5 separate regions of the Homo sapiens genome follow, and all the other regions are linked to region 1. The links are chromatin contacts, found by Hi-C or POLR2A ChIA-PET in ENCODE. All regions are on one chromosome and are shown on one strand. Each heading gives the region's core, a stretch centred on a gene start or an enhancer-like site at or near the end of the contact. The rest is flanking DNA. Distances are from core to core; before and after follow the strand shown. Region 1 holds the start of MORF4L1 (mortality factor 4 like 1). Region 2 holds the start of MTHFS (methenyltetrahydrofolate synthetase). Region 3 holds the start of ST20 (suppressor of tumorigenicity 20). Region 4 holds the start of ZFAND6 (zinc finger AN1-type containing 6). Region 5 holds the start of FAH (fumarylacetoacetate hydrolase).

Region 1 (2,700 bases), core at 163-2,662:
GGTTTACGGCTCTAAAAGGAATTCTAATGCAAGTCTAAAAACCCCTAGAACAAAAATCGTACGCATGTAGACATCGTATTTACGGTAACTAGCATAAATTTCCATAGCAATGAAAAGGAATGTTAAAGTGTTCCTCCTTTCTCAACAGGACTTTACTTCCTTTTTAGCTATTAGACCTCCACCTTATTATACGTTAACTGAAGCGTTGTGAAAATTTAAAGAGCTGCCTTCCACTGGGAGTCAGTCTAACCTTACCCAAAACTCATGTCAATCGAAAACCAATTAATAAAAAGAAATTCAACTTTCAAGTCATTGTTAAACACTGCAACTAATCAAACAATTACTGCATTTAAAAAATGACGTCGAGGCAATGGGACTTACAAATGCAAACGGCGTCAACACTGCATTCAGATCATTTTTATTTACTTTTTACGAGCAACTGCAAAGCGAGAGCTCACTCACATTACCATAGGATCTCGGCACTGCGCCCAAGAATAGCAGAGTGATGCCTCCAGGCAACACAAAGCGGAGGAAAACGCTCATCTCACTTTTTTTTTTCTGTCCCCACCCACCACTCTGTGGTATGCGGAGGGCCCCGGCAACCTTCTGGTCGTCGTGGAAGGGGGCGCTGCATCTGCCCGTAAGCTGTGCCTCCATACGGGACCGAGACGCCGGCGGCCATGATGGCGCCGCCATCTTGCAACGGCCATTTTACAACGCACTTCTCCCGCCCCGTGGCGCCAAACCCACCCCCATCCGCAGCTGAGTTGCCACCGAACGCAACCACCCCGGGGCTCCAGGAAGCACCGAAAAACCCGTCGTAGCTGCCCAAGCGGCCGGGCGCGCCGCAGGACCGCCCGAAACAGCCACCGCCCCTCCCCCCCCGCCGCCACATCACTTCCCCTAACCGCCGCCATGGCGCTCCCGTCGCCTCCCTACAATAGGCTGCTCTCTCCGCGCCCTCTTCCTCAGAACAATAACAAACACTTGACGAGGGTGTGCCACGCGCCAAACGCTCTCTCTCCCACTCTAACGCCTGCGCAGCACTCTCGCTTCACAAAGCGCTTTCTCACAATGACGCACCGGAATTGCCATCCGCAATGCGCTTTCCCCGCACAAAGCACTGACCGCCGCCTTCTCAGGGCGCAGCCCGCGCCGCCCCCGGCCCTCAAGCCTCAATCACCTCGAGCCCGCCTCTATCTCCTGCGCCGTTAGGTGCCTTTTTCCCAAAGGCGCACACTCACCCTCCTGGAATTTAGGCTTCGGGTCCTGCTTCGGCGCCATTTATAAGTGATTCGCCGCCTCCTCCTTCTCCCACCACCCCCGACTACCGCCCCCTACTCTCTACCCCACCCAACTCCGCGTCAGACGCGCCGTCAGGCACTGCCAGCTCTACATCCTGGGCCGGATTTGCCAGCGCCCGCAGACCTCACAGCACCGCGACCCGCGCAGCCGCTGCTCCAGCCAACGACAGCCCGCCGCGCACGCGCCCCTGCGCCCGCGCCGCCCCAGGGCACGCCGGGACTGGTAGTTCGGAGTCGGTGGAGGCGCCCCCCCCCCCCCCCCGGGTGGGGGAGGGGCCGGCTACCCTACCCCACCCCACCCCCGCTTCTCTCTCCATGCCCCCGGCTGCTGCGGGTTGGTAAAGCGGGGATTTGATTTCGTGGGAGGTTAAGGCGGAGCTGGCGATGGGGGAGAGTGGGGGTGGTGAGCCACCAGTGATAATAGAATGGGAAAGGCCCAGTTGCGACGTCCCTTGGGCAAATAAGCCCCCGTTGATGTTGAAGTAGTCGGAGAGAATAGGGCTGGCTCGGAAACCTACATTCAATAGCATTCCGCTAGTTTTTGCATAGAAAGGCTTTAGGATCAGCAAGAGGGTGGGAACTGGGGTCCGCTTCTGGAAGCTTCGTTGTTTAGCAACCCCACTGCGGAGCCTATTTGGTGGGATTGATAGCCATTTGTTGGCTCCTAGGTCTACCTCCTCTTCTCCAGCCCAGCCTTGCGGAAATGAGGATGATGACGTGGGAAACACTAGTCACGCTTTAGCTTTTTGAGATAATGGAGCTCTGCTTTCTGAAAAAGGCTAGTGTGAATATGTCAACGTCTGTATTCCGTACCTGCCCTGTTTGTGCTTCTTGTCACTCTAAACAAACGGATTTCTTCAATATTATACCTTTTTTTTTTTTTCTGAGATGGAGTGTCGCTCCGTTGCCCAGACTGGAGTGCAGTGGCGCGATCTCTGCTTACTGCAGCCTTCGCCTCCCAGGTTCAATCGATTCTCCTGCCTCAGCCTCCGGAGTAGCTGGGATTACAGGCATGTGCCACCACGCCCAGCTAATTTTTGTATTTTTAGTAGATACTGGGTTTCACCATGTTGGCCAGGCTGGTCTGGAACTCCTGACCTCGTGATCCGCCCGGTTTGGCCTTCCAAAGTTCTGGGATTACAGGCGTGAGCCACCGTGCCTGGCCTAAACAAACGGATTTATGTCGTTCCCTGTTCAAAAACAACTTTGTTGGCTAAGCTGCAAAATAGCACCATTTCCGTCAGTTTATTGTGAGAATTACATATACGGGCTTAGCGCGGTACCCAACAATGAATAAGTGCTCAATGAACTTTAGACGATAAATCTCAAAGTCCTTAGCCTGGTATTTAAATCCTTCCACAAACAGCCCTTAGCCTACCTGCATCCCCTATGTAAA
Region 2 (2,700 bases), core at 195-2,694, 1.0 Mb before region 1:
ACTCTGGGATATTCTGAACAAAGAAAATTGGTAAATGATTCAACGTGGAGCTAGTGTTAATTTTAATTTTTATTTTTTGGTAAAAATGAACAGATTAGAAAAGTACGTAGTTTGTTAGACCTCGTGTTCTAACTTTTAGGTCAGCAAATCTAATTGCACTATGTATACGCTGTACCTGCCTGGCCTTCCCTTTTTCTTACAACACAGTCCCCCTGGGACTTGCATTAGCTTTCCCTGGAAGCTGTTGATAGATTCCATAAAGAAGCCAGAACTCCCCTCTCAAGCCATGTGCATTCTCACCGGGCACTTAATTAATGCTTTACCTAGGAGGTGTGATTCTTAACGGTGGGGATTAAGACACTGGGGCGGTCAGTAGGGACGTATTTTTGGCAGAGACAGCTCTGGTTTTCTTAGGAAGTCACATCTGAGAGGCAACCGTCTATGCCATCTGAGGCGCCTGTCTACTGGGAGCAGTTTAAGACTTAACAGTTTCTTTTACCTCTTCCTGCAAGTGCCTCACCCACCCCCCAACTGCTTTTAGTTTTAATTCATTTTTGTGTTTTAATCAGAGCTGAGTGGTGGGAATGAACAGTCACTGATGGTTATAACAGGAAGTACCTATGTGGGCACTATTACCTGGAATACATTCACACTAGAAACCCGCAAAATTTGGCTTTTACACTACAGTTATTGCTTTAGCAGTGTTCCCGATTATGTATCATCTATACATTCATCACATAAGGACATTTCCATCAACCACTGTGGTCCCTTAAGATTATAATGGAGCTGAAAAATTCCTAATACCTACTGATGTGGTAGCCAACCAACACATTACCTTTTCTGTGTTTAGATACACAAGTATCACGGTGCTTACAATTGCCTACAGTATTCGGTACAAAATACGCTGTACAGGTGTGTAGCATAGGTGTGTAGTAACTTTGTGTAACTACACTCTGATGTTTGCACAAGAAGGAAATCGGGGCATCTGTCAGACCTATCCCTGTAGTTAAGCGACTCGTGACGATTTCGCTACATGTCCTGCCTTGCCCTTCTTTTCTGGCCCCTGAAGTCCCACTACTGAACAGTACAAGAGATGCCAGGCACCGTGGGTACTGCCGGCCATCTTTACCATCCCCGCCAGTGGCGCTGCCGCCTCCGCGGTCCCGGTGAGGGCCCAGGCTCAGGGAGGTCAGGCGGCAGGGCAGCGACGGCGCCTCGCCACCGCTCCCCTAACCGGGGAGGGCGAGCCGGACCACGGGGACCGCACGAGGGCTGGGTCCCAAGGGCCAGAGGCGAGGTAAGCGCGCGGCGCGCCGCGGGCCCGCGTCCCGGAAGCGGGGTGGGGGCGCTTCCCCGAGCCCCGACCCGCCCCTAGGCCGCGGATCCACCTGGGAGCGGCCAGGGGCGGAGACCGAACCCGAGGGCGCCCAGGGCGCCGAGGGCGGGACTGGACTCGGCTTGGGCGTGAGATGGCGGCGGCAGCGGTGAGCAGCGCCAAGCGGAGCCTGCGGGGAGAGCTGAAGCAGCGTCTGCGGGCGATGAGTGCCGAGGAGCGGCTACGCCAGTCCCGCGTACTGAGCCAGAAGGTGCGAGGCCGCCCGTAGCGGAAGCCGCGGCGGACAGACCCTCCGAAGGCCTGGCGGCCAGCGATTGCTGATCTGTGCATGGTCCGTGCTGGCGCTGGGCTAGGCGCCCCCCCACCCCCCGGCGCGCGCACGTTTCCCCTCCCGGCGCGCGCACGCCCCCTAGTCGTGGTCTGGACGCTCTTGGCACTATGGCGGGGAGAGGGCCCGGTAGTGAAAGTTGTGGGGCTAAAGAGCGAGAGGACGGCAGGGGTTGACAGATTTATCTCTGGGAGGGGAGTTTGTTTGCATGGGTGGCTCTTTTGGTGCTCGAAAACCCTCCGTGGGGATGACGGTGCTGTGGTGAGAGCACGGTGAGAACAGAAAGTTGTGGTAGAGGAGATGGGTGAACACCTGAGTGCCCAGGTTCCCTCAGTGAGGCCTAAAGTTAATGAGCTACGAGTAAGACTCCGGTTATATTAGTAAAATGGCCAGAGAAAGATGCAGGTGCTTTAGACGAGGGAACACCAAAAAAGGTGTGGAGATGCCAAAGGGCAGAACTCAGAGGTTGACTGGACTTCACTAAGCATATGGAGGGCTAAGGCTGTGTCTCAGTAGCTCCAGGGCCTAGGCTTTTCCTGTCTCAGAGTTGGTCAACATTAAATGCTTTTTCTTGAGTGAACGAAAGGAAGACTTGGCTATCATATCCAGGCTTCCCAAGAACGTAGGAAACAGAAGAGAGAAATGAGAGGAATAAGTGAGGGTCCGTGTTTGTTGGTTAGCAGACCTCTGTTTCATTACTTTCACCAACTGCACTGCTATGTATTTTTAGTCTATGTAATGTCAGTTTTCTTATCAATAAAATGGCAGTCATATCCTGTTGTGAAGGCATGTTCTAAAGAGTTTTTGGGGACTCATTTTTGTTAGACACCAGAGGAAGAAAAATTTAATGTCCCCTGAATAAGTACGTATTTGTAATTCTGTTGTAAGTCAAACTGATGATCTGTCTTCCCAGCATCATGCTTCAGAGACACCAGATATTTGGAAACTTGATGTTCCTTGGAATTAGTTATACCATCAGGCTTTCTTAATTACCCTTCACTATTCTATTATCCGTTATTTACTCAAATTCAAGGTG
Region 3 (2,700 bases), core at 1-2,500, 1.1 Mb before region 1:
AGCCAAAGCAGCGCACAATTGACATCTGAAGCCCAATGAATGTGATCAAAACAAAGCACTTAAATTTTGTTTGGATTTGCTGCCACTAGTACACATCGTAAAGGCAGATTTTCACACTCATACAATTTTCTGCATTCTTCAGTATCTGTCAGCGTGTTCAAATACTTTTAATACACAACTTTTAATACACAAGACACACTTTGGAAAACTTTTTCCGAAGAAAATGATCCAAAGAGCAGAATGTGAGTCAATAAACGGAGAAAGGCAAGCAGCGGTTTTCCATCTTCTGCGCCAGTGTGCTGTAAACTTTTAAGTCCGGAAAACTATGTTTTAACCGATGAGATAATGCCTTTCAAAGTGATTAGCACGACCGGGCGCGCGGTGGCTGACGCCAGTAATCCCAGCACTTTTGAGTGGCTGAGGTGAGCGGATCACCCTGAGGTCAGGGTCGAGACCAGCCTGGCCAAAATGGCGAAACCCCGTCTCTACTAAAATACAAAAATCAGCGAGGCGTGGTGGCGCCCGCCTGTAATCCCAGTTACTCGGGAGGCTGAGGCAGGAGAATCGCTTTAAACCGGGAGGCGGAGGTTGCAGAGCCAAGATCGGGCCATTGCACTCCAGCCTCGGTGACAAAATATAATAATAATAAAATTAAAAAGGGCTTAGCATAGTATCTGGCCAGTAAGAAGAAATTATGATTATTATTTTGACCTTAGACCTCTCTTAACTGTCTGAAATTCGGGTTTCTTAAAGGACACAGGCGGTCTCTGAGGCTCCCGCCAGCGGAAACAATCTCCCATTAAAATAGGCATCGGTTAAATATTTGCTGAACAAAGTAAACTACGTCTCCCCGAATCCCATTGAGCGCCTACTCGAGATCCGGACCGGAGCCGGGCAGGACGGGCCCGTCGGTCCCACACGCCGTATAAGTGGGTGGAGAATACCCCACACGCCCAGACCAATAGGCGGGGTGAACGAGGACCGTGTTCACCAACTCAGCCCGGCTCGCGGAATGCCTTCTGTTCGCCTCCGGGCTTGCAGTGGCTTTCCGTCGCAGGTCAGGCCGCGTTCCACTTCCGCCGGCAGTCCAGACACGCCCCTCCGGGTCCAATCCCCGCCCCTCACACACCTGGCCCCGCCCCGTCGGGAGCTCGGCGGTCCTCTCTGCGCTAGGTCTTCTTAGCGCCCGACGGGGCCACGCCCATCCCCGACGCTCTGAGGTCACCTACAGGGCCGACCCTCGGTGGGCGGAGGGACGGAGGGAAGATGGCTGCAGAGACCGGATATTGGCGCTGCCTCCCCGAATCCCGGACCTGCGCTGAGGAGGCGGTTCATCTGTGGCCAGCGGTGCTTCGGGACCCGCGCTGGGGGAACCCTGGCGACGGGGCCTGGCCCTGCTATATGCGGGGGCCTCGGCTGGAGTGAGCGGCGTGGACGCCTCTTTCCTCCGGCTCTTCCCTTGTTGCTGCGAGAGCGAGAGGGCCGCGGGCGGCGGAGGCAGCGGGGCCGGGATGGAGGACGTTAACTCTAACGTGAACGCGGACCAGGAGGTGCGGAAGCTGCAGGTGCCGGTGAAGAAGCTGGGGAAGCAGCACGAACAGCCGAGGAGCCGCTCGCGCTGTGCTGGGCCCCGGCTCCATCGCGGTTCGCCGGCTCCTCCACTCCCTCCTACGGCGCGGGGTCCCCTCGGGGCTTCCCCTTGGGTCTCAGCGCAAAGTCGGGCGGCGGGGCCGGATGGACCCGAGGCGGACGAATAACGAGGAGCTGCGAGACGCCACCTTCTTGCTGGCGGCGGGGGAGGGCGGCTTGCTAGACGACCTGGAGCGTCTGTCAGGCTAGGAGGAGGGGGAGGAGAGCTGGTGAGCGCCGGGCGCCGGGCGGGGCTGGGCGGGGACGCCCCGGTGGCGGAGGACGTCCCGGAGGATCCCTCTGGTCGGGCGCCTGGCTTTGTGTAGCCAGCCAGGTCCGCTCTCGGCGGGTACTCGTGGTCTTGCTCTGGCAGAGGGGAGGTCAGTTGGAGTTGGGGGTTCGAGGCTTGCAAGTACAGGGCTTGTAGCTCCTTCTCTGGATTGTGGACCCTCTGGGTGCTGGGCCCTATTGGGGTTGGTGGGTTGGTTGGATCCAGAAGGGCTGTTCGCCGTGGGGAGGAGTCGGAGGTGGGAAACTGCTTTGTAGGCAGGGATTCTGCTTTGTATAGGAGACCAGCTTTCGGATGCTGGTCTGGGCATTTTGGATGTTGGGGAGGGGTTTGGCTTGATGAGGTATCACCAAGTTCGGGGGGTGCAGACCAAAGTCGCCGACGTCTATGCAGCGGTTGGTGTTTGGGATCAATTTCTAGCGTGGATGGGGAGACCATGTGGATCAGCACTCCCCTTTAGGTAGTGGGGTAAAGCTTGCTCTGTGTGAAGAGGTCAGAGGATGGTGGTGTTTTGTGTGAAGAATCAAGGGTGAAACAAGAGCCCTGGCTCTGATATTTTAAAACAAGAATTGAGTCTGGCATTTTGCAGAGCTCTGAATTGACATTTATCACATCTATCCTTCATTTCCATGTCCTCCTATGGGCAGAAAAGAGTCCTATTTTAATACCTAAACCAAAGCTGTATTGTCATAAGCCACTTCTTGATGAAATTGTGACACACACCTTAATATCACTTTCATAAATAGGAAATGGGAGGCTTTTCTCCTCATTTTATTATAAAG
Region 4 (2,700 bases), core at 182-2,681, 1.2 Mb before region 1:
CTCTGGAGAAACTATACACAACTCAGAAAGTGCCTTAAAATTGGTGACATGGTTACCGAACAACTAACCTTAAAAGTTTATGGTATTTTACACTTTTAAAAAATCAAATTCCGATTTCGGTTTGAAAGAGGAATTTAATCCTGTTTCTCGGAGCTTCAAAATCATTAATTCTGCCCGGCTTTTTTTTGAGACGGAGTCTCCCTCTGTCGCCAGGCTGGAGTGCAGTAGCGCGATCTTGGTTCACTGCAACCTCCGCCTCCCGGGTTCAAGCGATGCTCCTGCCTCAGCCTCCCAGTAGCTGGGACTACCGGCGCCCGCCACCACACCCAGCTAATTTTTGTATTTTTAGTAAAGACAGGGTTTCACCATGTTGGCCAGGATGGTCTCGATCTCCTGACCTCGTGATTAGTCCGCGTCGGCCTCCCAAAGTGCTGGGATTACAGGCGTTGAGTCACCGCGCGTGGCCAATTCTGCCCAGTTTTTATGGCCCAACAACTTAATATAAATTATCTTTAGGTAACCCCAAGGTCCTAACTTCCTCACAACTGGTTACAACTTCCGAGATGTGAAGGTAAATCATAGCGTCCCAACTGTGTAGGATAGTTAGCACGTGACTTAAAAACCAAGTTAAAAAGATTTCAAACACAATATTCTTTCATACTTTTTTAGGTAGCTAAAACTTAAATATAACTATTTCAAAAAAGCAGACAAAAAATTTAGAATCCTAAGCAAGCTAAACCCAAGCAGGAAAAAAAGAGACCAATTCCCTTCCCGGTGCCAGTCAGGAGTTGGAGACACCGGGCTGCCTCCGGCTGGTTTCTGAAAAACGCCGCAGGTGGAAAAACATCCCGAAGAGGACCTGAGACTCGGAGGAGGCGGGGAACTGACGCGCCCCAGTGTGCCCGGGGCCCTTCCGACCCCCGCCAGCCAACCGCTCGCAACCCGCTCGGGGCGGCGCGCGTCGCGGCCTCCGCGGCCCTGAAGAACTGAGGCTCCCGACCCCAGCGCGACCACCCTGACAGGAAGCGGCCCCCGGCCGCGGGCGCCCGCGCGCCGTCTGAGGTGAACCCGCCGATCTCCGGCCCCCACCCCCGGAGCCGGGAGTCCTCGCCCTCTCGCCCGCGGCCCCCGCGGGCCCACCACCTGCTGCGCCGGCCGGCCGCCCTCCGCTTCCGGCTCTCGGGCGCCGGGAGGGGCCGGGGGCGGGCCTCGCCTAGCTGCAGCCGGGTGGGGGAAGGGAGCAGGCGGGGGAGGGGCAGCGCCGGGCAAGCCGGGCCCCGCGGGCCGCGCTCCTCACCTGGCGGCGGGTCTCTCCGCCTGACACGCTGCGCGCCGCCGCCGGTAGCCGCCGGTGAATGGGTACAGGTAATGCCGCCGAACCCCTGCTTGCTCCGGCTCCGCCACCGCCGGCCCCTCCGTCCGCTGTTTATTAAACTTTTCTGTTTGGTTGTTCGGCCTATGACGCGACCGCGGAGGAGAGCCACTGGATTGGCCGGCTCCCGCGGCTGACGCGCGGGCCCCGCCCGCCCGCTAATTATTACCGGCGCGGGCGGGGCCGCAGGCCGGAGGAGGCGGGGAGAGGCGGGGTCAAGGCTCGGAGCGCACGGCAATTGGCCGGAGGCAGGAAAAGAGGCGGGGCGGAGCGAAAGGAGATGCTCCTCCGCCTTCTGCACCTCCAGTGTCCCTTGCTCCACTGCCCTCTCTGGGGCGCTTCCCGCCGCGGTTTCTCTACCTCCAATAGCTACGGGAAGGCGATTAAGAGGTGCCGCGGAGACTTTAAGGGCTTGGTTATGTAGGTTCAGGTACCTTTGCCACCTCGCAGGGAATGGCGTGTCCCTGTCTTGGACTGAGGCACCAAAAAGAGTTGCACTCCACCTGCCACTTGTGCAGGAAGGAATTCTGAGCTTCTGTCTTCCCATGCAGGCCGGCGCCTCAGTCTGCAAGCGCAAAGTCCGAGCTCAGGGCGCATACTGGAAAGCAGTTCTCTGCCCTGTCCTGAACTGGGACTTGGAAATAGAAGCAAGACGAGAAGCGTGCATGCACACGTGTGCAATACATACATGCACAGGCACAAGCACCCCCAGTTCCAGCCTGTTCCAAAAGCACGGGGTCAGTTCCCACCTGCGTGGTGCACGCTGGGCTGCTGCGCTGGAACTAGGGGTGATAGGCAGAATGGCTCCCCCTGAAGTTTTTCAGCCTTCGTTCGGGCTCACGAGCATCACGAGCAGGAAGTACGTGACACTTTAGTTCGAGGTCATTCAATCCTATTGTGAATGAGGAGTTCCGTTAGGGCATCCAGGTAGGCGAGCCCAGTCCTGAGAATCCTCTTTATTTTAAATGTTGGTATTTTGTTATTCATGGATTTTTTTTTTGCATTAATTTTAATTTTAAAAAATAAAAATGTTATTCATCTTGATCACTTAGTTTTTTGGTGCTCCCTTAAATGTTGTGCCTGAAGTGAGTACCTGTTGAGCATTTAGCAACACAGAAGTCACCTTGGGGAGTACAGTTTAAGTGGAGGACAAAAGCCTGATTGGAATGGTAATAAAACCTACTTGTTAGGCTATTTGTGGGGGTTAAATAACATAATATGTGTGAAAGAGCTTCTTGAACTAGCAAGGTTATGCGTCAAGTCTTACGGATTTTGTCTTAAATGTATTTTTCTTCCGATTCTTGTCCAGTTTATCGTTGTATTAACTC
Region 5 (2,700 bases), core at 140-2,639, 1.3 Mb before region 1:
ACGGATATTAATTCGATTCCCCTGAGAAAGCAAGTCAGAGCTCCCTACTGGGGTGTGCCTGCCTCTCACAAATGTTTCTGTCTAATGGATTTGTGCTCCCAGGAAAGGTGAGGGAGGACACATCTGCCGAGGGCAAAGTGTTTGAGGAGGGCAGAGGGAGGGCTCTGTCTGCAGAAAGGTTGTTGGCCATCACAAGTTAAGATTTAATGTGCCTCAGATTGTGTCCTCCAGGGGATTGAGTGTCCACTTTCTGTATCCTTGCAACATCTGGTCAGCCCGGCCAGATGTGAAACCACAAGTTGACTCTTCTAGACCAAAGCACTTACCGCAGACAGGCCCACAAAAGGCCAGCCACTTGCATCCAATGACAAGCCATGGGGGAAGGAGGGAACCCCACTTTCCAAGAAGAAGCCAACTGCCAGGCCCCTCGTTTAGCAAACATTTCCTGATTCTGGGGTTCTATGGCTTACAGAGATGAATCAGGAGTTTACCTTTAAAGTTGGGAGCAGAAATCTAAGCCAAAAATATCATCAACAAATCCAAGGGAATCTGCTTTTCCAACCTAGGGAACCTCTTATTATCTATTTGCTGATAAACCCCCAGTTTTCAAATACTTCTTTCTACCAATCAGACTACACTGACTTAGTCAAAGTTTGTTTCCCTGCCCTCTTTCTTCTGATCAGTAGGGGAATGCCAGGGAGCCCACACCAGGAGCTGAAAGAATTTCAGCTATAGGCAGAGACACTTGCCATCTTAGATCTCACAACTCTAAGCCAAGAAACGCGCGTGCCCCTCTGACCTGCTACGCATACCGGGTTATCATTTCCCGGGTTCTAGGGTTAGGGGCTATCCAGCGAGATGAACCACCAGCCCTGACCTGGCCTCTTGGGCGAGAGAAACACACCGCAACCACCTCGGAGTAGGCAGCATGCCTGTGTGCTGCAGCTTCCGGTAACAGAATCCTGCTTGCTCTGCTTGTCTGGGAGAGTGACACGATTCATTTCATTTTGCATTTAATTCTCAGCAAACCTGCGGACAATGAGGCTGAAAAGTTAAACAACGTGCACAGCTAGAAAGTTACGAGGCGGGACTCGAGCCCATAGGCACTCTCACGGAACGAATCTTAAGAGAAAAATGGCACAAGCCTCCATCCCGCCCCTCATTCCACTCCATTCCACTCCACTCCACTCCACTCCACTCCACTCCACTCCACTCCCTCCCCGCGCCCGGACGCCAAAGCCCCACTGCTCACGTCGCCTCTGGTCGAGAAGACGCCGTAGGGCAGGTTGTGGATGGGGAAGTCGGAATCCTCGGCCACCGGGATGAAGGACATGCTGAAGAGCACCCGGCACGGCTGCGGGCCTAAGGTGGCGTGCGGAGAGCAGGACTGAACTCGGCCGCTGTGGTCAGGCCCGGCCCCGCCCCCCTGCCCGCCCCCACGGCCTGTCCGGGTGACACAGCAGGGACCCCGGAGGCTCCTACCTGACTTTTGGTCTCACCGTGAACACCCCGCCCCCGAACCCCGAGCCCTGCCCCTCCCCCCTACCCTGACCCCCGCCAGCTCCAGGTCCTCCACAGTCTCGCCCGCCCTTCCAGAGCCCCGCCCCGCCCCTGGCCCCGCCCCCGTGGGCCTCAGGTCCTCCAGTCTCTCCTCCCTCCCTGAGCCCCGCCCCTCCCCTTGCCCCGACCCCGCGAGCCCCAGGTCCTCCACAGTCTCACCCTCCCTCCCTGAGCCCCGCCCCTCCCCTCGCCCCGCCCCTCCCCTCGCCCCGCCTTGCAAGCCCCAGGTCATCCAGTCTCTCCCTCCCTCCCTGAGCCCCGCCCCTCCCCTGGCCCGGGTACCCGAGAGTCCCAGGCCCTCCAGTCTTGCCTCACTCCCCGAGCCCCGCCCCTCCCCTGGCCCCGCCCCCGTCCTGATCCCCGCCCTGTCCGCGAGTCCACGTGGGGGAGATCTGGTTCCAGCCCCCGCTCGGGGCAGCTAGCTGGTCCTACCGAGAGCAAACCCCAGCTTAGCATTTAAGGCTCTGCCCTGCATGACTCCAGCCTCGCTCGCCCCGGCTGCTGCCCTGCTCTTCAGCTCAACAGAACTCTTGTCCGCTTCCTGGAAACACTTTCTCCCCAAGAGCTGCTCCCTGAGCTTCAGAAGAACACCCAGTCGCGTCCTTTCTGCCTTCATACCATGATGCTCCGTCCAGCTATGACACTTCCACTTGTATGTCAGAGAAGGGGACAGTTAGGCCTGTTTGGAAGGCTTCAATTAATGAGAATTAATATTCTAAAAAATATAACTCACCTGTTTCACATGCCAGTAGTAAAATGACGTTGACAAGATGCTCAACCTTGGACAAGTTACTTAAACTTTCTCTACCTCAGCTTCCTTCTCTGTATAATGTTGATGATAATAGTTCCTACTTCACAAAGTTGATATAAGAATGGAATGAATTAATATTTGTGAAGCACCTAGAATAGTGCCTGGCATATACAGGTTATGTGTGTGTGGAAAGAGAGAGAAGGGAGGGAAAAAGAGGAAAGGAGGGGAGGGGGATAAAGGAAAGGAAAGATAAAAGAGAAATAGGAGAAGAGAGAGAGGGAGAAAGAAAAGAAGGAAGACAGGAAAGAAGGGAAAGGCAGACTATCTTAGGGTGGGTTCAAGGTGTTATCTAATCACTCATGTGCAGTCAGCTGCAGTTTTTTGAGACC

The links. Hi-C counts contacts between places; a loop is a spot of excess contacts on that map. ChIA-PET counts read pairs that join two places held with the same protein, here RNA polymerase II (POLR2A). Pooled maps may share reads with other maps.
Region 2: a loop to region 1 is called in a map of naive thymus-derived CD4-positive, alpha-beta T cell, with 10 times the contacts of the local background. The contact joins the promoter of MTHFS here to the promoter of MORF4L1 in region 1. A Hi-C loop is called at or near these places in 1 of 168 maps with a recorded cell type or tissue (naive thymus-derived CD4-positive, alpha-beta T cell) and 10 of 50 pooled maps. POLR2A ChIA-PET finds 5 or more read pairs at or near these places in 2 of 52 experiments (K562 and activated CD4-positive, alpha-beta T cell).
Region 3: a loop to region 1 is called in a map of CD8-positive, alpha-beta T cell, with 16 times the contacts of the local background. The contact joins the promoter of ST20 here to the promoter of MORF4L1 in region 1. A Hi-C loop is called at or near these places in 2 of 168 maps with a recorded cell type or tissue (CD8-positive, alpha-beta T cell and naive thymus-derived CD4-positive, alpha-beta T cell), 1 of 37 single-sample maps with no recorded cell type and 10 of 50 pooled maps. POLR2A ChIA-PET finds 5 or more read pairs at or near these places in 1 of 52 experiments (CD4-positive, alpha-beta T cell).
Region 4: a map of A673 shows a loop between it and region 1 (13-fold over the local background). The contact joins the promoter of ZFAND6 here to the promoter of MORF4L1 in region 1. A Hi-C loop is called at or near these places in 1 of 168 maps with a recorded cell type or tissue (A673), 1 of 37 single-sample maps with no recorded cell type and 7 of 50 pooled maps. POLR2A ChIA-PET finds 5 or more read pairs at or near these places in 1 of 52 experiments (Panc1).
Region 5: a map of gastrocnemius medialis shows a loop between it and region 1 (8-fold over the local background). The contact joins the promoter of FAH here to the promoter of MORF4L1 in region 1. A Hi-C loop is called at or near these places in 2 of 168 maps with a recorded cell type or tissue (CD14-positive monocyte and gastrocnemius medialis) and 9 of 50 pooled maps.

Annotation. Positions count from the first base shown.
Region 1 is chr15:78,871,602-78,874,301 of GRCh38, reverse strand. It overlaps MORF4L1 (mortality factor 4 like 1), which reads right to left and starts at 1,412. Exons shown (of 12, transcript NM_006791.4): 1 at 1,245-1,412. The coding sequence starts at 1,284. RefSeq lists enhancers at 561-800, 194-825 and silencers at 911-970, 1,381-1,640.
Region 2 is chr15:79,895,758-79,898,457 of GRCh38, reverse strand. It overlaps MTHFS (methenyltetrahydrofolate synthetase), which reads left to right and starts at 1,444. Exons shown (of 3, transcript NM_006441.4): 1 at 1,444-1,586. The coding sequence starts at 1,470. The region is part of intron 2 of ST20-MTHFS (ST20-MTHFS readthrough); the gene reads left to right. RefSeq lists an enhancer at 946-995 and a silencer at 1,136-1,435.
Region 3 is chr15:79,922,302-79,925,001 of GRCh38, reverse strand. ST20 (suppressor of tumorigenicity 20) reads left to right here and starts at 1,250. Exons shown (of 3, transcript NR_037653.2): 1 at 1,250-1,550. It overlaps ST20-MTHFS (ST20-MTHFS readthrough), which reads left to right and starts at 1,910. Exons shown (of 4, transcript NM_001199760.2): 1 at 1,910-1,963. ST20-AS1 (ST20 antisense RNA 1) reads right to left here and starts at 2,231. Exons shown (of 1, transcript NR_028330.1): 1 at 148-2,231. RefSeq lists enhancers at 11-671, 873-922, 1,353-1,532 and silencers at 1,063-1,212, 1,833-1,882, 1,893-1,962, 1,983-2,092.
Region 4 is chr15:80,058,407-80,061,106 of GRCh38, reverse strand. It overlaps ZFAND6 (zinc finger AN1-type containing 6), which reads right to left and starts at 1,431. Exons shown (of 7, transcript NM_019006.4): 1 at 1,298-1,431. RefSeq lists silencers at 859-1,728, 1,425-1,753.
Region 5 is chr15:80,151,688-80,154,387 of GRCh38, reverse strand. FAH (fumarylacetoacetate hydrolase) reads right to left here and starts at 1,389. Exons shown (of 14, transcript NM_000137.4): 1 at 1,253-1,389. The coding sequence starts at 1,333. RefSeq lists a silencer at 1,401-1,960.